Regions from separate parts of the Mus musculus genome. Here regions 1, 2, 3 and 5 are each linked to region 4. The links are chromatin loops, found by intact Hi-C in ENCODE. Cell type or tissue: gastrocnemius. All regions are shown on one strand. Region 1 has its middle 22 kb from the start of Gm41301. Region 2 holds the start of Ncald (neurocalcin delta). Region 3 has its middle 91 kb from the start of Gm15942. Region 4 overlaps Gm35019 (a long non-coding RNA gene). Region 5 has its middle 15 kb from the start of Gm41301.

Region 1 (5,000 bases), 790 kb after region 4:
TTCTAGACGTTTTAGGTGTGTTGTCAAGCTGCTAATGAGTGCTCTCTCTAGTTTCTTTTTGGAGGCACTCAGAGCTATGAGTTTTCCTCTTAGGAATGCTTTCATTGTGTCCCATAAGTTTGGATATGTTGTGGCTTCATTTTCATTAAACTCCAAAAAGTCCTTAATTTCTTTCTTTATTCCTTCCTTGACCAAGGTATCATTGAGAAGAGTGTTGTTCAGTTTCCACGTGAATGTTGGCTTTCTATTATTTATTTTTTTATTGAAGATCAGCGTTCTTAGAAGTGGAATTTAGCAAAGTATGAGAGAAGTACACACAGGCTCCAGCCTCCTCAGGACTTGTGCCTCTATGGGCTTTGGACAGAGTCATTCCCTCTACACCTCTGTCTAAGCAAGGAGGTTTTCCCAGGGTGTGGTCTCCCCAGGGTGATCCATCAAGGACTAAAAGGGCTCCTGTCACGAGGAGCCGCCACTTGGATGAAAACAGTCCCCTTTCCTATAGAACCTTTTCTTTTCATACTTCATTAGCATTTGTTGGCACATGCATTTAATCCCCTGCACTCTGGAGGCAGAGGCAGACGGATCTCTGAGTTCAAGGCCAGCCTGGTCTACCAAGGGAGTTCCAGGACAGCCAGGGTTGCAAAAAGAGATTTGTCCTGAAAAAAAACAAAACCATCAATAATAACAAAAGGTTTGTTAACGTGCATGCTAATGGTGTGATGTTCTGTACACGCGTGTAGCATGTGCTGATCAATTGCAACCGTCCTTTCTCTAACCCCCCCCCCACACACACACACACCCTTACCAAGCGTCAGCAATCACTGTCCAACAAGCAGCTGCCTGCCTTTGAATCTTCAGTATAGACAGAACCTGTGGTAATCAAGTTTCCATGTCTGGCTTATTTGATGTCACTTAATAGTCCCAGTTCTTACCTTGCTGAAAATGAAAGGATTGAATTAACACTTTCAGTTGAAAATGCTCCATTAATTAAATATCTTATTCATCGTCTTCATTCATCTGTTGTTGGACACCCATACTGAGACTTGAGATTAGACCTCATTTTGAGGGTTCAGTTCATCACACAGGGTCCTGGCAGCAGGGTCCCGAGGGAGCACCTGCAGCCAGGGATGATGCAGAGAGAGATGAACGCTGGTGCTTTGCTCCTTTATTCAACCAGAGGCCACGCCATGGCCAAGCTGCCCACATCTCAGATAGATCTTCCCACTTCAGTCCACCTAGTCTTAAAAACCTCACAGATGAGCCTGGAGGTCTGTCCCCTGCCATTATAACCAGGCTCACAGGAGGGACAAGCTCCAGGCTGAGATAGCAAAGCCAGTTAATACCAGAGATAACCAGATGGCGAGAGGCCATTAAGCACAAGAGCATAAGCAACAGAAACCTATGCCATTTGGCACCACCAGAACCCAAAAGATACTTCCTGGAATATGTTCTTGTAACTTTATTTGTTTAATTAAATATGTTTATTTATTTTTAGTGTTTTGAGACAGTGTTTCTCTGTGTAGACCTGGATGTCCTGTAACTTACTCTGTAAACCAGGCTGGCCTTGAACTCAAAGATCTGCCTGCCTCTGTCTCCTAAGTGCTGGGACTAAAGGTGTGTATTGCCTGGCTTGTTGTTGTTTTCGTTTGTTTTCCAGATATAACTAGAGACCTGAGTTGAGATAATTCTGTATCCTCCCACCCCCCCTTGCCCTCTCTAAGCACTAGATTTACAGGCATATACTCCACACCTATTTATTTATTTTTTCTTTAATTTGTATCTTACGTGTATGAATGCTTGCCTGCATGTGTGCATATGTGCAACATGTGTGTGCTTGACCCTCCCGGAGGCCAGAAGAAGACAGACAATACCCTGGAACTGGAGTTACAGGCAGTTTTGAGCCTCCTGATGTAGGTGCTGGAAACCAGATCCAGATCTTACGGAAGAGCAGCAAGCGCTCTTAACCCCGCAGCCATATCTCCAGCTCCTACCTCCACACCAGTTTCATGCAACACTGGGGATTGATTCCCAAGGCCTGACATATGCCAGAAATGCCACCTCTCAGTCACGACACTTTTAGCGTCTGTCTGTGTCACAGTTTTGAATGCACTTTCAATAGTCAAAATGGCAGCTCAGGGGCTCGAAGCGAACAGTATTAATTAATACCTTTCAGTTACCCGTCTTTGCAAAGGGGAACTCTGACAGTGCCTGCTCTTCTGTGCCCAGGTGGGCCCATCCAACCCTAAGGCAGATTCCAGAACTGACCCACTCCTTGCTGAGATCCTAGGGAGAGCTGCCCAACATCTAAAGGTGACAAGCAGGCGGCCTGACACATCGGCCCTGCTCCTGAAATTGGTTAGGCGGTAACAAAAAAAAAAAAAAAAAAAAAAATCTCACCGGTTGCCTCATCCCCTGTGGCACAATATCGCCACCTGCTGGCCAAAATGCCACAGTGAATTTGTGCACATCAAATAAGGACCCGTGCTCCACTATGTTCATAGCAGCCTTATTTATAATAGCCAGAAGCTGGAAAGAACCCAGATGTCGCTCAACAGAGGAATGGATACAGAAAATGTGGTACCTTTACACATGGAGTACTACTCAGCTATTAAAAACAATGAATTCATAAAATTCTTAGACAAATGGATGGATCTTGAGGCTATCGTACTAAGTTAGGTAACCCAGTCACAGAACACACATGGTATGCACTCACTGATAAGTAGATATTAGACTAGAAGCTCAGAATACCCAAGATATAATTCACAGACCACATGAAGCTCAAGAAGAAGGAAGACCAAAGTGTGGATATTTCTGTTCTTCTTAGATAGGAGAACAAAATACCCATGGAAGGAGTTACAGAGACAAAGTGTGGAACAGAGACTGAAGGAAAGAACATTCAGAGACTGCCCCACCTGGGGATCCATCCCATATACAGTTACGAAACCCAGACACAAGAAAGAAAGAAAGAAGAAAGAAAGAAAGAAAGAAAGAAAGAAAGAAAGAAAGAAAGAAAGAGGAAAAGAAAAGAAAAGAAAAGAAAAGAAAAGAAAAGAAAAGGAAAGGAAAGGAAAGGAAAGAAAAGAAAAGAAAAGAAAAGAAAAGAAAAGAAAAGGAAAGGAAAGGAAAGGCTGGGCGTGGTGGCTCACTCCTTTAATCCTAGCACTTGGGAGGAAGAGACAGGAGAATTTCTGAGTTCGAGGCCAGCCTGGTCTACAGAGTGAGTTCCAGGACAGCCAGGGCTACACAGAGAAACCCTGTCTCGAAAAAACCAAAAAAGAAAGAGAGAAAGAAAGAAAGAAAGAAAGAAAGAAAGAAAGGAAGGAAGGAAGAAAGAAAGGAAGGAAGGAAGGAAGGAAGGAAGGAAGGAAGGAAGGAAGGAAGGAAGAAAGAAAGAAAGAAAGAAAGAAAGAAAGAAAGAAAGAAAGAAAGAAAGAAACCCAGACACTGTTGTGGATGCCAACAAGTACTTGCTGACAGGACCCTGATATAGTTGTCTCCTGAGAGGCTCTGCCAGTGCCTGGCAAATACAGAAGTGGATGTTCACAGCCATCCATTGGATGGAGCACAGGGTCCCCAATGAACAAGCTAGAGAAAGTACCCAAGGAGCTGAAGGGGTTTGCAGCCCCATAGGAGGAGCAACAATATGAACCAACCAGTACCCCCGCAGAACTCCCTGGGACTAAATCACCAACCAAAGATTACACACAGAGGGACTCATGGCTCCAGCTGCATATGCAGCAGAGGATGGCCTAGTCAGTCATCAATGGGAGGAGAGGCCCTTGGTCCTGTGAAGGCTCTATTCCCCAGTGTAGGGGAATGCCAGGACCAGGAAGTGGGATTCGGTGGGTTGGTGAGCAGGGGGAGGGTGTTTTCAGAGGGGAAACCAGGAAAGAAGGCAACATTTGAAATGTAAATAAAGAAAATTCTAATAAAAAATGCTTTGCTAAGAATGTGAATTAGTGATCAATTTTTAAACACAAGTTGTGTCCCAACCACAGCAGGCCACAACACTTCTACACTTCATCAACGCAGTCACCAACCCCTAGTTGTACCACCTTTCTGTAGAAATGTGCTTTCAAAGCAGAAATGATGCAATTCACTATTTTACATTTTTATTGTGCCCTCTACTCACCCTTGTGTGCGTCTAAAGTTCTCAGGCCTGATTTTTCTGGTATAATTGTAATATACTCATTCTCCTAGTCTCAGTTCACCCTGAAAAGTGTGACATTTGTCTGTGTCTCATGAGTGGTGTGGACAGAAAATGTCATTCACATATTTATCAAGGTACAGTTATCTTCTATCCTCAAAATGGAGGTGAAAAAACTGCTTCTGAAAAAAGAAGTGAGGGAGGGAGGAAAGGGGGAAAAAAGAAACAGACCTGAGGATGAGGCTGGCAATGGCAGTGTCTCCTTCTTCCACCTCTAACACAGGAGCTCCACAGATTCTCTAACCCCACCTCGCTTCTTTGGTTAGTCATGGAATCTCAAATTTTTGGAGGGAGGTGGGGCAGACACCGGAGGATGGCTCCATGGTAAAAAAAAAAAGCACTGTCTGCTCTTCCAGAGGACCCGGATTCAATTCCTAAAACCCACATGGCAGCCTGCAACTGTCTGTAACTCATGTTCCAGGGAATCCTGAAGCCCCGCACAGACATGCTTGCAGTCAAAATATTGTTGTACATAAAATAAAAATAAATTATTTTTAAAAACAGCTATTACCATACATTAATCCACAGTATTTAAACTCTGATGTATGAGCATACTGTATACTATGATGATGGTGATGATGGTGATGATGGTGATGATGGTGATGATGGTGATGATGGTGATGATGATGGTGATGATGGTGATGATGATGATGGTGATGATGATGATTTGATTCACAGGGTAGTAGTTATTGAATTTAAGTTCATTAAATATATTTTTAAAAACTTGTGTGTGTGTGTGTGTGTGTGTGTGTGTGTGTGTATGTGTGTGCTCGTATGTGCCTCCTCTAGTTAA
Region 2 (5,000 bases), 450 kb after region 4:
CACACACATCAGTGACAGATGACCTATTGAAATAATTTCAGAGCCAGTCTGTGGTTGCTACGACAACCAATGCTCTCTTGGCTTTTATCTGGCCATGTGACAGGGACTTTGACGTCAGCCAGAGGCAGAGTCTGTGGCTGAGTCCGCACAGTCAAAGGCTTGTGAGAATCTGGTGGATGCTGGACCTTGCTGCTGCTGCTGCCGCCGCCGCCGCTGTTGCTGTCCCTACAGCTGTGGTTGTTGCTTCCCAGGGGCTGCAGGAGCATGGACTACTAAACCCCCACTTCTTCAGCGTGAGGTAATCGGTTTGCTTTATACACAGGAGTTACGTGGTTTCACAGCCCCTGATGGTTTTCCCTCCCCTCTTAACCTCCTACAACTTTGCCTTCAAGAGCAGTTACTGACGAACGGAGCCAAAGAATGTGAAGCAGCTTCCAGTCACGAATTTCAGGCAGTCTCTGGAACTTGGTTAAATTTGGATTAGTGTTCCATGAAGTAGGTTAAAATGTAATCTTTCTTGCGCAATGCTTGCTAACATACATTATTTAGAAATTCTCATTTTGCAGCGTGAGCCAAATTTGCTCCCTTGAATTCTAGGAATCCCTCCTTCAGTGTTGTTTGGGGTCTGGTAACTCCAGCACCGCCTTGGAGGGAGCAGCTAACTTTTCCTTGTTGCTGCTGCTGATTCTGCGTCAGCCCACAGCAGTCTGGAATTTGGTTTCTACCTCATTTGCAGCATGTATAATTAGCAACAATGGGAACCGTGAGAAAAGACTCTAGACTTTGAAAGTTGTGGTTATTATTGTAAAGGGGGCTTTTGGTACTCTGTAAATAAGAGGGGAACTGTCAACAGCTTCCTGTTTAGAGAAAAGAATCTGCAATATGCCAAGGAAGTCGGGGTGGAACCTTTATGTGTGTGCGTGTGGTTGTTTTGTGGGTGTTACTGTGAAGTGCTATTTTGTGGCTCGCTCTCTCTGAAAACCCTGGTGAAGAGGAGGGACTGACTGGCCTTTTCTAAGGAGTCCTGTAAGCTGGTTCTGATCTTTATTCTTAAAAGTAATTATCTTGAGAAGAAACTAGCCTGGAACTAAATATGCATTGATGTGAGGTCTTCCCTAACTGAAATGTAGATTGAGGATGCTCGATAAAAATTTGCTCCAGGTCTTGTGTGAGTGATTTGGTAACTGATGAGCAAGGATTGCTCCGGCTGTTGTGTGTGCATTGCTGTGGTTCTGCTAGCTCCTTCTGCAGCTCCAAGTTTCAAGGAAACCTCAGGTTCTGAAGCAAACAGAAGCCTAGATGGATAAACAGGTTTCTAGATCTTACAGATTTAACAGAAACGAGGCGTATTTTAGACAGCCATCTGAAATAGAACCAGCATTTGAAGGAGCATAGATAGACTGGCTCCACTCGATATATGCAGTCAGTAGGTTGATGATATAGTTATATTTTAGTTTGGAGAAATAATACATTGTTTGGACAGTAGGTTGACGATATAGTTATATTTTAGTTTGGTGAAAGAATACATTGTTTTTTGCTTCTGTTACTAGGCTCAGAATTGTGGGTTCTACATTTTGCTCTCGTTGGGTGAGAATTCTGAGAGCCTGTAGCCGCAGCAGTAAATGAATAACTGCTTGAATCAATTATTTTCCAAGCAGCTTTCAGTGAATGGACCTTTTGATCAGAGCTTCCGTTAGGACTGTCCACTGTCTGATGTGCTTGTACATACATGTATTTACTAAGACGTCTTCCAGTCATTTAACTGACCTCATGTTCTTGTAACCCAGACGCTACCACTTTCATGAGTCAACTGGTGTGTGACATTTCAATTGAGAATGGGGGGACCAGCTAGCACTGTCATTTAAAGGCATCTCTCGTGGTATACACTTGGTGCTTTAACTTTTCTTGTGTCGACTGTTATCTTCACTCTTTTTCTTGGTTCTCTCCCTGGTTTTAAATTCACAAGATGATTATGTACGACATCCTCATGCCCTCATGCATGAGACTGGATTCCAACAATCAAAACTGTGAGAGAGAGAGAGTCGGTGTTAGTGGCAAAATGTCGGTGATAAAAAGTTGGGAAAAGAGCCTCCCTGATGAAAATAAGAACTTTCAAAGCCTCGAGCCAAGGGTTTGGTTTTTTGTTTTTGTTTTGTTTTTTTTTTTTAAATAAGGAAAGGGGGCTGAGGAGCATCCCCCTGCAGCAGCGAGTCTGTGCTGCCTGCTATCAAGGTCAAGAGTGCTTCAGCCTCAGAAGATGCCAGCATGGAATGATTGACTCTAGAAACCTGGCTGCTGAATTATTAAAGGCTCTGGGTCTAGTTTCAGGAAGCCTTAACCCTTTCAGTGCCACGAGCACGTCTGGCCGTCTGGTGCTACCTGTGGACTCTTTTCCAGAATGATATCTGAAGTGCATAAAACAAAGTATGCTGTGTTGCAAAGGAAACTACTTTTCATGAAAATGTGTCTTTAAAAAAAGAAAAAGAAAAAGAGGCCATGAGTTTGAAAGAAAGCAGGGAGGGGAGAGGGGCAGGGGAAGGGGGGAGATTCAGAAGGTATTGGAGGGAGCAAAGAAAATGGGAGGGATAAAGTTATTATAGAATAATTTCAAAACATACAAAATAATAAAAAATAAAATATACTATCTTTTCATTATGACAGGATAATTGCTTTGTTCATATGTTATTAAGTCATATACCCTACCAGCAGGTGCAATAGCTACCACAGTAATGAGGCAGTGCTTCGCGTGAAGGCTGCTTTGAAATAGAGTTAGTCTAAGAATTGCAATATGAAATGCAAATATCTGCGATTTGTCTTGGCAACATCCCTGGCACTGTGGTTTGTGACCCACATTTTAGTGGAAAGAAATACTAAATTTCAGTTTGGGGTTGGTGGAAATAAAGATGACATTATTTAACCACCCAAGTTCTTGGGGTTCTTCTGGATTCTGTCTGCTCTGGAGGTAACTAATATGTGAGCTTGTGGGGCCAAAGGACATAGAACCCCCTGGACAAAGTCCATAACCTTATTTCAGTTCCACAGCATCTGATTTTATTCTTGGACCCTGAGAACTTCACAGTACACTCTAAATACTGGTGCAGACGGGGATGGCAAGATCCCTCAGCTGCTAAATCTGCAATTTACCTTTAATACCCCACCACCGCCACCCTTAACTCGTCTTCTGTTACCTGCACAAGGAACTCTTACCTGGGTAGATATGGGTTATGAGGAAAACACTATTGACAGGTCACTCAAGTTCAAACCGTGTGCCACAGAGGACCATAGCTGTTTACAAAGAGACCTTTATCCACACAGGGAAGATAAGTGGACGGTGCTTTCATGAAGCATGCTGGGAAAAGCAGACACTTCCCAGAAGAGCCAAACTGGATGCAAGACATAGCTAAGGCCAAGAAGGAGGTGTGAGTGTTATTGTGTAGTAGGAGGTGTGAGTGTCATTGTGTAGTGTCGGGTGTCAGAAAAGCTCTCATTCCCTACATTGTTTTGAATGAGAAGAAAATAGTGTTGACTTTCCTCTGTGAGATGAGGGAACTTTGCTGTCCATTAGCTGCTGTCACAGCCCTGTGTTTAGAGAGACCAAAGCCGCCCTTTCAATTACATGAGCTCCTACCATACTGGTGTAAAAGAATGGAGTTAAGATGGTTTTGCACAAGCTGTTGTTTAAACCAAATCCAAATCCCTTGCATTTGAAATGGAAGCTGAGTAATTTTTCGTGTGGTCTCAGAGGGATTACGAAAGAGGATGTTCTTAAATAGTTCTTGCTCTTTGGATTAGGAAAAACACCTGCTTGGAGCCTGAGTCTCTGTGGCAACCTGCAGAGAAACTTGGAGAAAGTCTAACATCCCCAGCTGTCCTCTGCTTCTTGATGGAGGTGCTGGAAACTTCGGCGCAGAAAGGAATGTGTCGTGATTTTTTACGAAGTCGACTTTTCTTTAAATGGCATCTTAGGATGGAAAGCAACTAGCAACAGCTTTACAAAATTCAACATTTTTTTATTGTTTCCATAAGAGATGCCATAAAAGTTAGTGTTTATTGAGACTTTTATACAGAAATTATATGATAAATATTAAGTCCACTGGTGCTACATTCTCCAGACCAATAGTTTCTCATCTCTGTGCTTAAATTTATAGCTTTTGTGAAATATATCTATAGATGCCATTAATGTCATGCTGAAATGGCTCAGTACTTAAGAGCATTTGCTGCTCTTCTAAAGGACCTCAGTTCCCAGAAACCACGTCAAAGGGCTCACAACTGCTTGTAAGTCCAGCTACAGGGGATCTGACAGCCTCTTCTGGCCTCCACAGGCACCTGTACACATGTAGCATACACTCACACAGGCACACACGAGTGCATAAATAGAAATGACAATTTTTTAATTAAATTATTCCATGGTAATCTAGAATGGAATAGACTCATGTCACGATAAAGTCCTATATTTGATTTGCAGGCAAGAAATTGCTAATATGAAAGATATTCCAGTTGTTGCTTTAATCGGATGCTTTTCCACAGTCAGTGAGCTCTGCTCAGCATTCCAGCAAAGCGAGGCCTGTACATCTTCCTTAAGCAGCTGTACTGGTTACTGTAGCTGTGACAAAAATACCCAACAATGGGAAGGATTTGGCCAGGCATGGTGGTGCATGCCTTTAATCCCAGTACTTGGGAGGCAGAGGCAGGTGGATGTCTGTGAATTTGTGGCCAGCATGGTCTACACAGTGAGTCCAGGATAGCCAGGGATACACAGAGAAACCTTATCTCAAAAACAAAACAAAACAAACAAACAAAAAAAACACCCACAAAATAAACACAAAACAAAACAAAGAAAGGTATTATTCTGGCTCACAGTTAAAGGTATGTGGTCCATCAGGGCACAGACAGGATGACCTCGGGACCACAAGGCAGTTGGTCACATTACATCCTCAGTCAGGAAGTAGACCCAGATGAATGCTGTTTCTCAGCTTGCTTCCTCCAATTTACTTAGTCCA
Region 3 (5,000 bases), 110 kb after region 4:
GCTCCAGAGATCTGAAACTCACTGGCCCCAACCCTACCCCTCCCACTGGGAAGTACCTCCCAAACTGCCACACTGCGCAACTGTGGTTGGTATGGAATGTGGGAGGAGGCACTGAGATCACAGCAATCCCCCATTCCCATTTGCCTCTGTAAACCCACAATAGGTCACTGATTCGTCACCTACGTTCATCTCTAGGGACCTTTGAGTTTGCAATAGCAGCTGAGATCTTTTCTGGCCTCAAAACTGTGTTTTGGAGTTGTCTCAGGCTAAACCTATGGTAACTTCCAATACCATATGTACCACAGACTCTCTGGGGGCTTTTGTAAAACAGATCCTTGTTAGGTCACACCCCTGAGCTACAAGTCTGAATCCCTCGGGAGAGGGTCCGGGGCTAGCGCTTAAATACATAAACAAACAAAGACATAACTCCCCAGGTAACTCCAGAGCTTGCCTAAAATGCTGGGCTAATCTTTGAATCTACTTTAGGCAAAATTCTGAATTTCAATTTGCTCTTCAGTCAAATTAGACCTAGGGAAGAGTGATTTCAGTTAGATGAACCCTTTGGCATAAGCGACTGCAAGGATCTAAAAGTCTCTGTCTCTGCGCGCTTGGGGGGGGGGGGGGGGGCGGGGACGGGACGGGGGCGGGGCTGTGGGTGTGGTGAGGGGAGCTAGAGGTCACCCCTGAGTCTCTTTCATCAGTCACTGTGCACCTGGCTGTTTTGAGACAGGGTCTCTCATTCGCCTGGTGGGGTTAGCTGGTCAGGGAGCCCCAGGAAGGTGCCTGTCTCTACCTCCCAGCTCTGGTGTTAACAAACCCATACCACCTCACCAGGCAGTTTTACATAGGTTCTGGTGGTGGATCTCTGAGGTGGCCATGCTTGTCTAGCGAGTACTTTGCTGGAGTTATCTCCTCGGCTGGTAATGCCATTTCTCTGATCATCTTATGAAGGAATCTTGCCAACACGCAAGGCCAGGAATCTTGCTAACACGCATGACCCAAGCACCGTTTCTTTACTGCTTTGTTATTTTTAAATAAGAAGGATTTTGGTTTTTTTGTTTTGTTTTGTTTTTTTTTTTTAATTGATGAAACGTCACCTGGGTTAACCAACAAAAAAAGTTAAAGTGGCTTTTCCGAGGTCATGAGTGGCCAACACAGCAAGAAGACACCTGATAAACACTGGATGATTGCATTGACAAGACATTTGCTTCTCACTATCTTCACCAGGGACAGAGTTTGGTGACATTCTGCAGGGAGGAATAGTGTAAGAAACACGCCCCTTTGCTGTCCATCTTTCCTGAGCGAGTCCTTGCTAAGCCATCCCTTGACAGAAAGCGCTGAGAAGAGAATAGGCCAGTAAAAAAGAGGAGGCTTCCCACCTCATCGTAGACCTATTGGTGCAAGAGAGGGTTTTTTGCGGGGTGGGATTGGGGGGTGCTTTTTAAAAGGCTCTCGAGGATCCCTTGAATAACTGAGAGGTGACAGGAACGCCAGGTCTCGCAATGAAAGCATGGGGAATAATTCTAAGTTGAATCTGACGTTAACAGCACACAGATAACACCCACTGGGCACTGCTTGGCTGAAGCTTGCGGTGGGCTAGGATCCGAGGGAACCCGGCTGAGGCCAGCGGCTGCAGCAGTACAAGGCGGGGCTGCCCCTGCACCTGTGCATCCCAGCTTCGGCTGGTCCCCTCACCCCGACAGAAGCAGCCGAGCCACATCGCACGGAGAGGCCACGTCCACGGTGGGGAGCGGTCAGCGAGCGAGGCTGGGGAGGGGGGCGCGGCTGCGGCGAGCTGTCCAGGGGGAGGCGGGAGGAGGAAAGGCGCCGCCGCCTCGCCCGCGGCGACACAGACGCTGGGAGCGGCCCTGGCGGTGAGTCGCAGCGCCTTCCCTCCTCTAGCAGGGAGCGGGAGCCGCAGCTGGGCGGGTTAGCAGCGGGACCCGAGCCGGGAGCGGCGGCAGGGGGAGAAGAGCTCTCGGTGAGGCGCGAGCCCAGGATGGCGGGGATCGCGGGGCCCCCCAGAACCCGGTCCTTGCAGCTCCTCCCCAGTGCCACCCACCTTGTCAATTTCCCTGCCCTCCCCCACAACCCCACGCCGGCGCCTTGCAGGGACCAACAAGCTTTAAACCGATACGCCCCAGGCTGGTGGCTAGAGAGGAGACAGCAACTTTGCTAGGGACCCGGCGAGGCGCGCTAGCTCGAAAGGGGGCGTCGGCGAGCCTGGCGGTCGGGGAATGTCCGGAGCATGCTCTCCCCGGGTCAGGGACGTCGGTACCGGCCCGGGCCTGCAGAGTCCACAGTGAAAAGCTGCAGGAAGCCCGTGGGGGAGGTGGGTGGCTGGGGAGGGGGCTAAGGGCCGCCGAAGGTGCTGCTGGAACCTGCGGCAGAAATCCGCTGCGTTTTAAAGAGAAAGATTCTCGTGTCTGGAACCTCGCGGGGCGGGGGAAGTGTGTGCTAGGGAGACGTGGAGAGTTTTCAGTGCATACCGGATTTATTTTTAGCTTCGGAGAAGCAGGATGTGCAAAGTGGGTTGTATCAGCCCGGGAGGGGCAGGAGGTCTCCCTGTCCGCAGGAAACAATACACAAGTTTCTCGCTGCAAATGCTTTCTGTAACTTTCGTGCAGAGAAGGGGGCGGATTGAGGAGGTGGGGAGGATGGAGGAAGACTTCATATGCTCTTCCTGCGGGTGAATCTGTCCGAGGCTGCAGGCTAGTCTGCCTGTGTTCCTAAAGGACAGCCCCCCAACTGAAGATGCAGGTTCAAGTCTTCAGTGGACTAGTATGAAACACAGAAGCCGAGGTGCCAAATTCAGCTCTCTGAGAAGGAAACCACAGAAGCCTTTGCTCAAAGTTTTCCTGATTCTGACTAATTGAAAAGAACAGTCATAGGGCACTGTGTTAACCGGGAGCTGGGTTGCTGGCCGAGTTTGGTTAGGCCGAATTGGCAAGGCTTGTGAAGTTTTTTACTCCAACTGGGAGATGCTTGAGTTTCATGCCCAAGGCAATGATGCCAGGGACTGCAAAGGAGGGGCATATGTGGTGGAGAGAAAGGTGAGAGGGGGAGGGACGCACACAGACGCGGAGTGTAGTGTAGTGGGGTGGGGTAGAGAAGCTGTAACTCAATATCCAGATACGCAAGCCAACACAGCTGTGGACATACCCAGCAAGGGTTTTGCAGCCAGATGTTATATTTGAGTTCTGGCTCAGATCAGAACAGCTCTTATGAGCTGGCCGCCTTCACCTCTCCTGTGGTTCCTGGAGCGAGAAGGATGCTGCTGGTAGGTATCAAACTTACCTCAGGGATGCTACACAAATTGGATGTGGCCCTCAGATCCATCAAGCTGGGTATAGGTAGAACCAAGTGAATGTGACCCTTTCCTATTTTTGTGGTTGTTGATTGATTTCCTTCTTGCCTGAATTGCTGCGGTTACATTCCAGCTGGCTTACCGCTCCCAATCAAAACCTTCTTGTTCCAGTTCATTCTACATCCTGTGGACAATCATTCTGAAAACAAAAATCTAAGCTAGTCCCTCTGGCTGACTTCCTTTGAAGGCTTGTCAGAAGCTTTCCAGATAAAACCCAGACTTCAAGAACACATGCAACGCTGTCCTAATCTCACCAAGCCTTTCTCAGGCAGCACCCCACCCCCATTAGCAGGAGCACCTGTCAGCCCCCTCCTTCCTGTCAACTCTTGTATCTACTTCCTATCCAGATGCTACCCACTGCAGTCAGCAGGCGCTGGATACTGCCCTTCCAGGTGGCTGTTCCTTTTCACGCTGCTGTAGCATCCTAGGCATAGGTACACAGGCACAGAATCACCCTGCATAGTGACCTATGGATGAATCTTCCTGCTAGGACTGGGAAAAGAGATTTGGGGTTTAGCCAGGTATTCACTGAATGAATAAGTTAAGCAAAATCTAGTCGCTTTCTCTCAAGCCAGAATTGAACACGGAGAGTATAAGGAGGACCAAGCAAGTCTTTGTCCTTAATTCATTATAAGAAAAGCATCAGAGAGTGCGGGGGAGTCGCAAGCCGGGCATTTCACCTTAGTTTTCACACCTGTCCTTTTTCTCCCAATATTTTTGAGACAGGATCTTAAGCAGCCCTAGCCCCAGCCTGCTCTGTAGCTGAGGCTAAGCTGCAGACCCCTGCTCCCATATAGTACACTCTGGGTTCATAGATAAGAGCTACTGGTCCAAGCTCAGATGCACTCTTCCAGTTGTTAGAGGCAGATGAGCAGTGGAGAAAATCCTAACTCCTCTTCCCTTAGCTTTTCCTCAAGCTTGGCTACAGGGTGGAAGAATACCTATCAAGTTCAGGGGATAAGAAAGGTCAGGGCCAGCCTGACTCTCTGGCCCTTCCTTGGGTTATCACTTCCTTCTGGCGTGGGTTTCCGAGGGTCTGATGAGAGTAAGAAACCTGTCATTGATGTCACGTTTCAGGCAATTTGCTGAGTGCTTAGGATATGTCTCAGAGCTTCCATTTCTGAGCACTCTGCAGCTGCCCCAAGGAGCCTGCAGTAAGCTAAGATGGTACCTTGCTCTCCACAGGCCTTCAGGCTGGCTTCAAGGCTTAGCAAGCAGGTTTGAGGGAAGAGCCTGCCTTTCCCTGTTTTAAAGGACTACGAATGAAACAAAAACAGAAATAAGAATGTGCAATACAGACTTCCTTCTTTATAGAAAAACCTAGCCAGCCCCTAGGCTGGAGCCACACAAGTGGGTTTCATTTTACATGTCATCTCTGATTGATTGGTAGTGGCTGCTTAGAAAGCTGGGGCCAGGCTCAGCAGGAGAGGAGGCTGTGGTCAATTAGTGATGTCTGTCAGGGTATGGGATTTGGAGGTGGTGACAGCTTTTGTCCTCATTCTTCCTATCCTAGAGACTCTCATTGGAGGACAGTGAAGGCAGAATTCAGGGACAGAAGGGACCCATAAAAGAAAGCAGGAACTTTCCACTGTGATGATAAACCACCACGCAGACAACACATTTTCTGTGAGCT
Region 4 (5,000 bases):
TGCATAGTTATCTGAGATACAGATAGAATTAGCCTTCCCATCTCTGAAAGAACAGACTCATAAAATCTCTATTCCAAGCATATTTTATGTGCATACTAAAATTCATCATCTCATCTTTGAGGACTCAGAATAGCCAGTGGGTCACAGTAGAATAAGATTTTTTGGATTTTATGTGGCCCCTGCCTTCTTTAATGGTGACTCTCTGTGCTTATTACTCCTTACACCTATAATTATTTTGCCACATGTTGCAGTGATTTGGGGACTGGTCCAGTTTAGGGTCAGGACCTATGGTCTTTATACTTGTATTGTCCTGAGTGGTTGAATGCTTGTCTAGCACCAAAAGAACTACAGCAGCAGCAACAAACACCCTTGTGTTGTCCTGGGTGACAAGTTGCTGACACTCAGTAACAGTTATCTGGTGAACAGCAAGGCACAGAATGAGTTGCATGGTGAAGCGTGCTGTCAGAATAACAGACAGTCAGAATAACAGACAGTCATCATTATTACTCACCTGATATCCACAAGCATCATTTAATTTGCTAACAACTCTAGCAGGAAATCCCCCCCCCCCCCTCCTCCTCCTCCTCCTCCTCCTCCTCCCCCTCCTCTTCACAAACACCTGGTCACTCGCTGGAGACAAAAATCAGGATCTAATTTCCTAGGAGGGTCGACACACAATAAGTGAAGGGCACAAAATACTGTCTTCTTTTTCAAGTTAGTTTCAGGAGCTATTGCACCTTAAAGTGATAAGGCCCGAATTCTGGGCAGATTGACATCAAAGACCACAAAATTTCCTTAGAGAGCCCCAGGCAAGATGGCGCTACACTGCTGAGTAGCCACCTCCAAGGGTTGCCCGCCTGGAAGGGGCTGGTGAGAGATGAGTGTGCAGAGACTTGCCAGGCTTCAGGGGAGAAGCCAGGGGAAGCTTGCAGAGGTGAGAACACCCTTGCTAGTTGCTGGCCAGCAGAGCTGTTGCACTCAGTGGGAATTTACTGTTATGTGGCTAATGGAGAATTTACTGAGTCAATTCTATCTAGTTCTCCTAAAGGGAGGATTAGTTTCACCATCTTTCCAGCTATGAGTTACGCTCAGAGCTGCCAGCCCCATGTACCAGCAAGGGGAGGGAGGAAAGCTAGGTACCAGAGGTTGCTGCGTTCTCTTGCCTTCCCTAGGGCCTGGAGGCGAAAAGAGGGAGGGAGAAAAGCGGGGGAAAAAGGGGAGATATGGTTACCTGTTTTTCCAACCTGCTTCCTGGGACTTCCTGGGGCTCACGTGGGAAGACCTGCTACCAGCACCTATGGGATTGTGTTGCTTAGAGCTGTGTTCCTGGCTTCCACACGGTGGCGCTCTTGAGCCACCGGTGTCTCAGCTTGGAGGGTGGCTCCTTCGCTGCAGGGACTCAGGAAGCCGCTCTCACAAGACACCTGGACACAAAGATCTGTGGGCTTAGCCTCTCTCCTCCAGAACAGAATTCCAGAAGAAGCCCCTGGGGTATTACATCCCTGACCAGCTGGAAGCTCAGAGACCAAAGTCAAGTAGACAGTGGCAGAGGGGGAAAGCCTGATTTTTGGTTCAGACTGAAAGAGAACGAGTCTATTTTCATAAGCGGTTACAGGACAACTGTCAAGAAGCCAAGAAACCCGGCGAGGTGTCAGGAGGCCTGGCGCAGTCACAGAGTCACTGGGACAGTCAGCTGGGCGGAAGGGGAGCAGATGAGGAATGAAGACGGCCCCTAGCCGGCTGTACTTCTGGAGAATCCCACCGAGAGGGGGCTGTTCTAACTGCTGTCAGCGGGGTGGGCTGTTGAGTCCCTTTGGCTCTGTAAACTCGAGGGTCATTCATCCCAATGTGAAGTCAAGCCAATGGGTGGTGGGTACTGATTTGTAGTTTGGGTGTGGGAGGCAGCTTTCTCGGGAGCTGAGGGGTATTATTAAATACGGCTTGATCTTTTGAGACATAACTCTGTTTTGACTCAGGTCATTCATTCACTTTCCACTCACAGAAAATACCACAAAATGTGGGGTGCTCCCGCATTGTGAGGGAGGAAGGAAGAGCAGGGCTGCAGAGCCAAGCTCTGGCTCCGGCTCTGGCTCTGCACCTACTGGCTGTGTGACTTTGGCACATTACTTGTCTTATTTCTGCCTTGAGTTAAAGACCTGTCACTGGGCAGAATAACAGTATGGGTTTCTTGTGTGGTACAAGTACTTAAAGGTACTTAAAATAGTACTCAGGGCACAGTGCTAGGTAAACAAAGCTATTTCTCAAAATTATTGAAATTCCAACTCCATGCTAGAACATCCCTGTTAGTCTAGAAAACACTGTCAATAGGTTAGCTAGGGCTAAGTCGATCTGTGGGCACATGACATGTCGCCTTTCTGTTTTTCTTTTCTTTCTGTCTGTCTCTCTGTTTTTTCCTCTCTGTCTCTGTTTGTGTGTATACATGCACATTCATGTGTGAATGTGGGCACCTCACCCCACAGGGTACCTGTGGAGGGCTGAGGACCCCAGCTGTTGGTCCTTGTTTTCTACTTTCTTGAGTCTCACACCTATGTACCCCAGGCTAGCTGGCCTTCTGTCTCTCACCTCCCACTGAAGCACTGGGAATACAGATGCTGGTGCACAGTGCTCGAGGCTTTTGTGTGGATTCTGGGAATTTGAACTTAGGTCCTTACACCTCACAGCAAACGTTTTTAGTCACTGAGCCATTTCCCCTACCCCAGCATTCTCTCTCTCTCTCCTCCCCCTCCCTACCTCCTTTCCCTCTCCCTCTCTTTCTCCCTCCTTTCCTCCTTCCCTCTTTCTTTCCTTTCTTTCTCTTTCTCTTTTTGGAAATTGGGTCTCATAGCCTAGGCTGGTCTTGAACTTGTGGCAATCTTCTTACCTCAGCATCCCACTTCTTGATATTACAGGTGTACACTACCTTCCTGGTAACAATTTCTTCATGCATTTATTTATTTATTTATTTATTTATTCTTCATGCATTTTTTTCCATTTTTGCAGACTGGCTATGCACATTTTTAGCATGTATTTCTAACACAGCAATGGAGTGGAAATGTAAGGGTTCTTTGGAAAGTCAGTTGTGCTGGATGGTCCTTTGCTGGGGCAAACATGTGAAGGAGTGTTTCCTGAAATGAAAGGATGTTTTGCTAAAGCAGACATGTAAAGGAACATTTAGCTGAAGCAGACACAGGAGAAAGGCTGGTCTGCTAAAGCAAGCATGTGAAAGAACGCGTGTATTGTTCTGCCTTACATTGCATAGTTTGTTGTCACCCCATAGAGAGAAATGCACCAAAAAACTTCTGGTGGTGTGCTGGTGGCTTCTGTTGCTCTCACGGACTGGGCCAATTGGCAGAGTGACGTCAGCTGAGATAGAATCATGTGGAGTTTTGCTAAGACAGACCCACATGATGAGACAAAACCTGTAGAGGACATGTAATGTTTGGAGGGAGTATAAATAGACTCAACAGACTGTGAGCGAGGCTTGCTTGTACAGCTAGCTGTGCACTGCTTCTTGGTCTTACGTCTTCGCTGATTCCTTGAGAGAGGCACCACCGAGAGTTTCTCCTGGCATCCCTGGTGTTCCTACTCTCTCCTGCTGACTTGTGCTGTCGGCAGAGGCCTGGCTGTTCCTGCTAGGTCGTGCTGTCCTGATACTACTGAACTGTCCTGCTGGTATATCCATGAAGTGTTTGCGAGTGGATGGAGCTGCTGTTATTGATCTGTGAACTGAACTGTTGATTTCCTGACAAGCAGATGAGATTTGCTCCAAAGAAGTATTTCTAAACAGGTCCACTTCTCTCATAGCCTACTAACCTTTCTTTTCCACTACCTCTGGTGGGTGGTAGGCAAGAAAGGAGGTTAAAACATTGAAAAAAACATTGTCAAAAGTAGGGTTGAAAAAAATTTTAAATTGCACAGAATTTTTGCCACCTGGGGAGTATTTCCTTATGTTTTCTTAAGCAATATTCTGCCTATGGCATTCAGAGCAAGTGAAGCTTGTCTCACATTAATTATCTGTGCAGGCTTAATGTCTTCTGTTGCTGTAATCATGACCGGTTCCTTTTAAGGCTAATGCATAAGTCATAAACCCCAATAATGCGTAATTCCCACTACTCTCAGCAAGGGGCTTCAGTAGCATGTGTATTGCTGCTCCAAGGAGAGGCCTTAGCACCAGGAGATCTCACCCCACACATATTAGGATTTTGGTGCAGCCTGTCATTGGGAAAAGTAGCTGCGGTGGTTTGCCTGCAGTATGTATCTGGAGGGAGGGAGGAGACAAGCCTGACAGGTTTGCCCGGTGATGGATGGAATGGATATCCTGAATGTATCATGGAGGCCATTGTGCAAACCCTCCCAGACAAAGAAGAGGGTGAAGGTAGCACTCAAGAGTGTTTCTCATAACCCTTTGCCCACATGGGGGCACAAAGCACAGAGGGTAACACATTGAGGGAGGGGCATTCTTCTCTCCAGACCAATTTAGTACCTGGCAGAGCAAGATGAAGGAGTAAGACTGTGTGGGTTGTTTCAATTGCTTGTAACACAAACATCTGTAATGGATCTCTCTCTCTCTCTCTCTCTCTCTCTCTCTCTCTCTCTCTCTCTCTGCCATTGTATGCACATGCATATGACATTTTTTCCAATTTTTTATTAGGTATTTTCTTCATTTACATTTCAAATGCTATCCCGAAAGTCCCCCATACCCTCCCCTTGCCCCCCGCTCCCCTACCCACCCACTCCCACTTCTTGGCCCTGGTGTTCCCCTGTACTGGGGCATATAAAGTTTGCAAGACCAAGGGGCCTCTCTTCCCAATGATGGCCGACTAGGCCATCTTCTGCTACATTTTATACATAGCCATGGGTTTTCCTTATCTATCTATCTATCTATCTATCTATCTATCTATCTACATGTATATGTTTTATACAAAACCATGTTTTTCCTCTCTCTTTTTCCCTCCCCCCTCACTCTCTGTGCATATGTATAAGAAATTTTATACACAGCC
Region 5 (5,000 bases), 780 kb after region 4:
TAACTTTGCTAATGTTAACACAGGACATAAGTCAGCCTTCAACAGTCACTGCTCCTATCTGCACAGACTGCAGCCCCTGGGGGACCTTCCCTGTGGGGGCTCTGCAGCCATGATTCACTGTGGCACCATCTCCCTACAGCCTCGCCCATGTCCTGGAAGACGGCTGTTATCTTGCTTTGTGTCAGAACAAATACACTTCTTCATTAAGAGTTTTGCCTGAGCAGAGCAGAAGCAGTAGGTGTGTTTTGAAAGCGGCAAACTGCAATCCCACATTCCAGAAAAGGACCAAAGCTGCTTGAGGAAGAAAGGACTGTTTCAGCAAAGTTTACAGAGCATCGTGGAGATGGAACTCAAGGCAGGAACTGTGCAGAAGCCACGGAGGATGCTGCTTACTGGCTTGCTCCCATGGCTTCCTGTCGTATACCACCTGGAACCACCTGCCCAGTTCTTTAGCACAGACTGGAAGCCTCAGAGCTTTACACTGACATTGGTTTCAATAAAAGCCTCATAGTGGATGGTACCACGGTAGAAATGCCTGTGTGTGTGTGAGGGGGGAGTTCACATGGAAAGAGAGGAGGCAAGGGGTAGCTGAGAAAACGGAACTTTTTAAGGAACACTTCCTTCAACGTAGTCTGTAAGGAGGGACTCAGCCCCGTCTGCTGAGAAAGAGCCCATCTATTCACAGGGGCAGGTACCCGTGTCCTCAGATACTCCTTGTGTGATGCCAGCACTGTTGCACTGGGAACTGAGTTTCAGCGTGTGTTCTAGAGGGGTCAGACACACATCTGATGACAGGAATTAGTCTCTACAGGTCACACTATATCAGAGAATATGTGTATGTTAGGACATAGGGTTTACAGACAATCAGAATGCACAGGAAGGAGTAAGAAGGCTCCTCCATGGGAGGTAGGTCCTGACAACGGCCATGACCAAGACCTGTGAGGGAGTAAGTCTCATTTCCAATGGACAAGAAATAGTTCAGTGAGTTAAGAAGAGAGCCCCGGGAGAAGTCTTCGACAATAGAGTCTTTAGTGCCTGATAAACATGATATTCCAAACCTGTTGGACAAGTCAGATTAGTGAGGGGGAAAAAATGTGGGAAAGCTAACTGTCTGTTTAGAAATGAGAACACTTCACAGAACCCAGTTCTCCCTTCGTTCCTCATACAAAAGTAAACACTAAAATAAGACTGGTGTTCAATTGTTTGTTGGACTGTAGAAGTAGCACTCGGGAGGCAGAGGTAGGCGGATTTCTGAGTTTGAGGCCAGCCTGGTATACAAAGTGAGTTCCAGGACTGCCTGGGCTACACAGAGAAACCCTGTCTCGAAAAAACTAAAAAAAAGCCGGACGTGGTGGCACACGCCTTTAATCCCAGCACTCGGGAGGCAGAGGCAGGCAGATTTCTGAGTTCGAGGCCAGCCTGGTCTACAAAGTGAGGTCCAGGACAGCCAGGGCTATACAGAGAAACCCTGTCTCGAAAAACAAAAAAACAAAACAAAAACAAAAAGTACAAACATAAGATATAATACAGAATGATGTAGCAAAACGCAAGACCCAAGACTGTGAGGCAAGCGCTGATACGTGCTTAACCGACCGACTGAGTGTCGGAACTCTGGGATGCTGCCTGCCCACACCATGCTCTCCCGAGGACACGCTGAGCAGCCGTCCGCTGGGGCAGAGATAGCACACAGGGTGAGCCGCCTTGCAAACTTTCTTATAAAACACAATGCACTCCTGTTATATAATCCAACAACTGTGTTCTGGGGTGTTTTCTCAAAGATGTTAAAAACATATCCATTACAAAGTCTGTACCCAAATGTTTGTAAAAGCAGTTTGTACTTAAAGTTATCTAAACAGGGAAGCAACTGAGAGGTCCTTTAAAAGATGAATAGTTAATGAACGAGGGTCCATCCCCACAGTAAAATATTACTCACCACGAGAAAGAAATGAGCTGTCAGAACATGGGTAGAAGGGGGAAGGGAACACAGAAAGAGCTAAGCTCACCAGACTGAAATGCTATTTCCCAGCCGACTCCGGCGCGGAGGACAGTGTGTGGACAGATTGTGATGGGCAGGCAGAAGGGCAATAGAAGGGAATCGAAGTGCCGAGTGTGACCCGGTCAGGGCAGCAAAGACCTTGAGTGCCAAGTCACAAAACCCACAAGTCAATATTGACGCACCAGGGAAGACTCTGACTTCTCCCTTGATGGACCTGCCACTTCTGGGTATTGGCTGATGACTGAGCAAGGCCAGCTAAAGGGCGTCCCCTAGTGGCAGGTTTTGGAGTCTCTGGTTGCATCAAAGCGGAAAATTCCAAAACTCTTCAAGAATGCAGTCAAACTAGGAATGTGGATAGTGAGTGATGCAAGCATGTAGCTGGTTCCACATAGGAAAGGCCAATGAGCAAAGGCCCTCACTGGAAGACACCGCCTGGAACCTTGGCCTGCGCAGTTAGGAAGAGACAAGGTCCAGCAGCTTCCCCTCGGCAGGGTTGGTGGATTCTGCTCCTCCATGTAGCTCAGATGCTTAGCGTCTGGCCTCACAGACACGCCCATTTGTGTATAGGCAAATTTCCAAGTCTAAGACATAACTAGTAGATCTTGATGGACATCATAGGGTTAAAACTCTTCAGAACCCATCAGTGCAGCCAACTCAAAGGCATCAAAATTTACAGCAAAAGCCACGCTCTGAAGTCATTGCTACAAAGAAGCGTTCTTTTTTTTTAATTAGGTATTTTCCTCGTTTACATTTTCAATGCTATCCCAAAGGTCCCCCATACCCACCCACACCCAATCTCCTACCCACCCACTGCCCCTTTTTGGCCCTGGTGTTCCCCTGTACTGGGGCATATAAAGTTTGCAAGTCCAATGGGCCTCTCTTTGCAGTGATGACCGACTAGGCCATCTTTTGATACATATGCAGCTAAAGACAAGAGCTCCCGGGTACTGGTTAGTTCATATTGTTGTTCCACCTATAGGGTTGCAGTTCCCTTTAGCTCCTTGGGTAATTTCTCTAGCTCCTCCATAAGGGGCCCTGTGACCCATCCAATAGCTGACTATGATCATCCACTTCTGTGTTTGCTAGGCCCCGGCATAGTCTCACAAGTGAGAGCTATATCTGGGTCCTTTCAGCAAAATCTTGCTAGTGTATGCAATGGTGTCAGCATTTGAAAGCTGATTATGGGATGGATCCCTGCATATGGCAATCACTAGATGGTCCATCCTTTCGTCACAGCTCCAAATTTTGTCTCTGTAACTCCTTCTATGGATGTTTTGTTCCCATTTCTAAGAAAGGGTAGAATGTCCACACTTTGGTCTTCGTTCTTCTTGAATTTCATGCGTTTGGCAAGTTGTATCTTATATCTTGGGTATCCTAAGTTTCTGGGCTAATATCCACTTATCAGTGAGTACATATTGTGCGAGTTCCTTTGTGATTGGGTTACTTCACTCAGGATGATACCCTCCAGGTCCATCCATTTGCCTAGGAATTTCATAAATTCATTTTTTAATAGCTGAGTAGTATTCCATTGTGTAAATGTACCACATTTTCTGTATCCATTCCTCTGTTGAGGGACATCTGGGTTCTTTCCAGCTTCTGGCTATTATAAATAAGGCTGCTATGAACATAGTGGAGCATGTGTTCTTCTTACCGGTTGGGACATCTTCTGGATATATGCCCAGGAGAGGTATTGCAGGATCCTCCGGTAGTACTATGTCCAATTTTCTGAGGAACCGCCAGACTGATTTCCAGAGTGGTTGTACAAGCTTGCAATCCCACCAACAATGGAGGAGTGTTCCCCTTTCTCCACATCCTCGCCAGCATCTGCTGTCACCTGAGTTTTTGATCTTAGCCATTCTGACTGGAGTGAAGTGGAATCTCAGTGTTATTTTGATTTGCATTTCCCTGATGATTAAGGATGTTGAACATTTTTTCAGGTGCTTCTCTGCCATTCGGTATTCCTCAGGTGAGAATTCTTTGTTCAGCTCTGAGCCCCATTTTTTAATGGGGTTATTTGATTTTCTGGAGTCCACCTTCTTGAGTTCTTTATATATATTGGATATTAGTCCCCTATCCGATTTGGGATAGGTAAAGATCCTTTCCCAATCTGTTGGTGGCCTTTTGTCTTATTGACGGTGTCGTTTGCTTTGTAGAAGCTTTGCAATTTTATGAGGTCCCATTTATCGATTCTTGATCTTACAGCACAAGCCATTGCTGTTCTATTCAGGAATTTTTCCCCTGTACCCATATCTTCAAGGCTTTTCCCTACTTTCTCCTCTATAAGTTTCAGTGTCTCTGGTTTTATGTGGAGTTCCTTAATCCACTTAGATTTGACCTTAGTACAAGGAGATAGAAATGGATCAATTCGCATTCTTCTACATGATAACCACCAGTTGTGCCAGCACCATTTGTTGAAAATGCTGTCTTTTTTCCACTGGATGGTTTTAGCTCCCTTGTCAAAGATCAAGTGACTATAGGTGTGTGGATTCATCTCTAGGTCTTCAATTCTGTTCCATTGGTCTACTTGTCTGCCACTATACCAGTACCATGCAGTTTTGATCACAATTGCTCTGTAGTACAGTTTTAGGTCCAGCATGGTGATTCCACCAGAGGTTCTTTTATCCTTGAGAAGAGTTTTTGCTATCCTCGGTTTTTTGTTATTCCAGATGAATATGCCAATTGCCCTTTCTAATTCGTTGAAGAATTGAGTTGGAATTTTGATGGGGATTGCATTGAATCTGTAGATTGCTTTTGGCAAGATGGCCATTTTTACAATGTTGATCCTGCCAATCCATGAGCATGGGAGATCTTTCCATCTTCTGAGATCTTCTTTAATTTCTTTCTTTAGAGACTTGAAGTTCTTATCATACAGATCTTTCACTTCCTTAGTTAGAGTCACGCCAAGGTATTTTATATTATTTGTGACTATTGAGAAGGGTGTTGTTTCCCTAATTTCTTTCTCAGCCTGTTTATTCTTTGTATAGAGAAAGGCCATTGACTTGTT

Evidence for each region. A loop is a pair of places that touch in the nucleus more often than their neighbours do. Peaks named below come from ENCODE experiments on the same cell type or tissue, not always from the same donor. Only the 100,000 strongest peaks of a DNase experiment are listed, where the experiment ranks them.
Region 1: a loop joins it to region 4, with 4 times the contacts of the local background. A loop is called at or near these places in 22 of 42 quality-filtered maps.
Region 2: a loop joins it to region 4, with 5 times the contacts of the local background. A loop is called at or near these places in 23 of 42 quality-filtered maps.
Region 3: a loop joins it to region 4, with 2.2 times the contacts of the local background. A loop is called at or near these places in 8 of 42 quality-filtered maps.
Region 5: a loop joins it to region 4, with 6 times the contacts of the local background. A loop is called at or near these places in 31 of 42 quality-filtered maps.

Annotation. Positions count from the first base shown.
Region 1 is chr15:37,111,668-37,116,667 of GRCm38, reverse strand. No RefSeq gene overlaps it. Among named protein-coding and RNA genes, the nearest start is that of Gm41301, 22 kb to the left of the region's middle. In gastrocnemius, a CTCF peak has its summit at 2,452 (motif pointing left); a DNase peak (open chromatin) is centred at 2,428.
Region 2 is chr15:37,454,515-37,459,514 of GRCm38, reverse strand. Ncald (neurocalcin delta) reads left to right here and starts at 133. Exons shown (of 4, transcript NM_001170868.1): 1 at 133-298. In gastrocnemius, no CTCF peak of the experiment used is centred here; DNase peaks (open chromatin) are centred at 118 and 2,348; H3K4me3 peaks cover 1,808 bases; H3K27ac peaks cover 1,527 bases.
Region 3 is chr15:37,788,877-37,793,876 of GRCm38, reverse strand. It overlaps a transcript of Ncald not described here. Among named protein-coding and RNA genes, the nearest start is that of Gm15942, 91 kb to the right of the region's middle. In gastrocnemius, a CTCF peak has its summit at 1,904; DNase peaks (open chromatin) are centred at 1,905 and 2,134; H3K4me3 peaks cover 2,012 bases; H3K27ac peaks cover 1,981 bases.
Region 4 is chr15:37,902,563-37,907,562 of GRCm38, reverse strand. All of the region lies in intron 1 of Gm35019 (a long non-coding RNA gene), which reads left to right. Among named protein-coding and RNA genes, the nearest start is that of Gm35019, 2.9 kb to the left of the region's middle. In gastrocnemius, no CTCF peak of the experiment used is centred here; DNase peaks (open chromatin) are centred at 907, 1,371, 1,647 and 2,037; H3K4me3 peaks cover 845 bases; H3K27ac peaks cover 298 bases.
Region 5 is chr15:37,117,897-37,122,896 of GRCm38, reverse strand. No RefSeq gene overlaps it. Among named protein-coding and RNA genes, the nearest start is that of Gm41301, 15 kb to the left of the region's middle. In gastrocnemius, a CTCF peak has its summit at 2,268 (motif pointing left); a DNase peak (open chromatin) is centred at 2,260.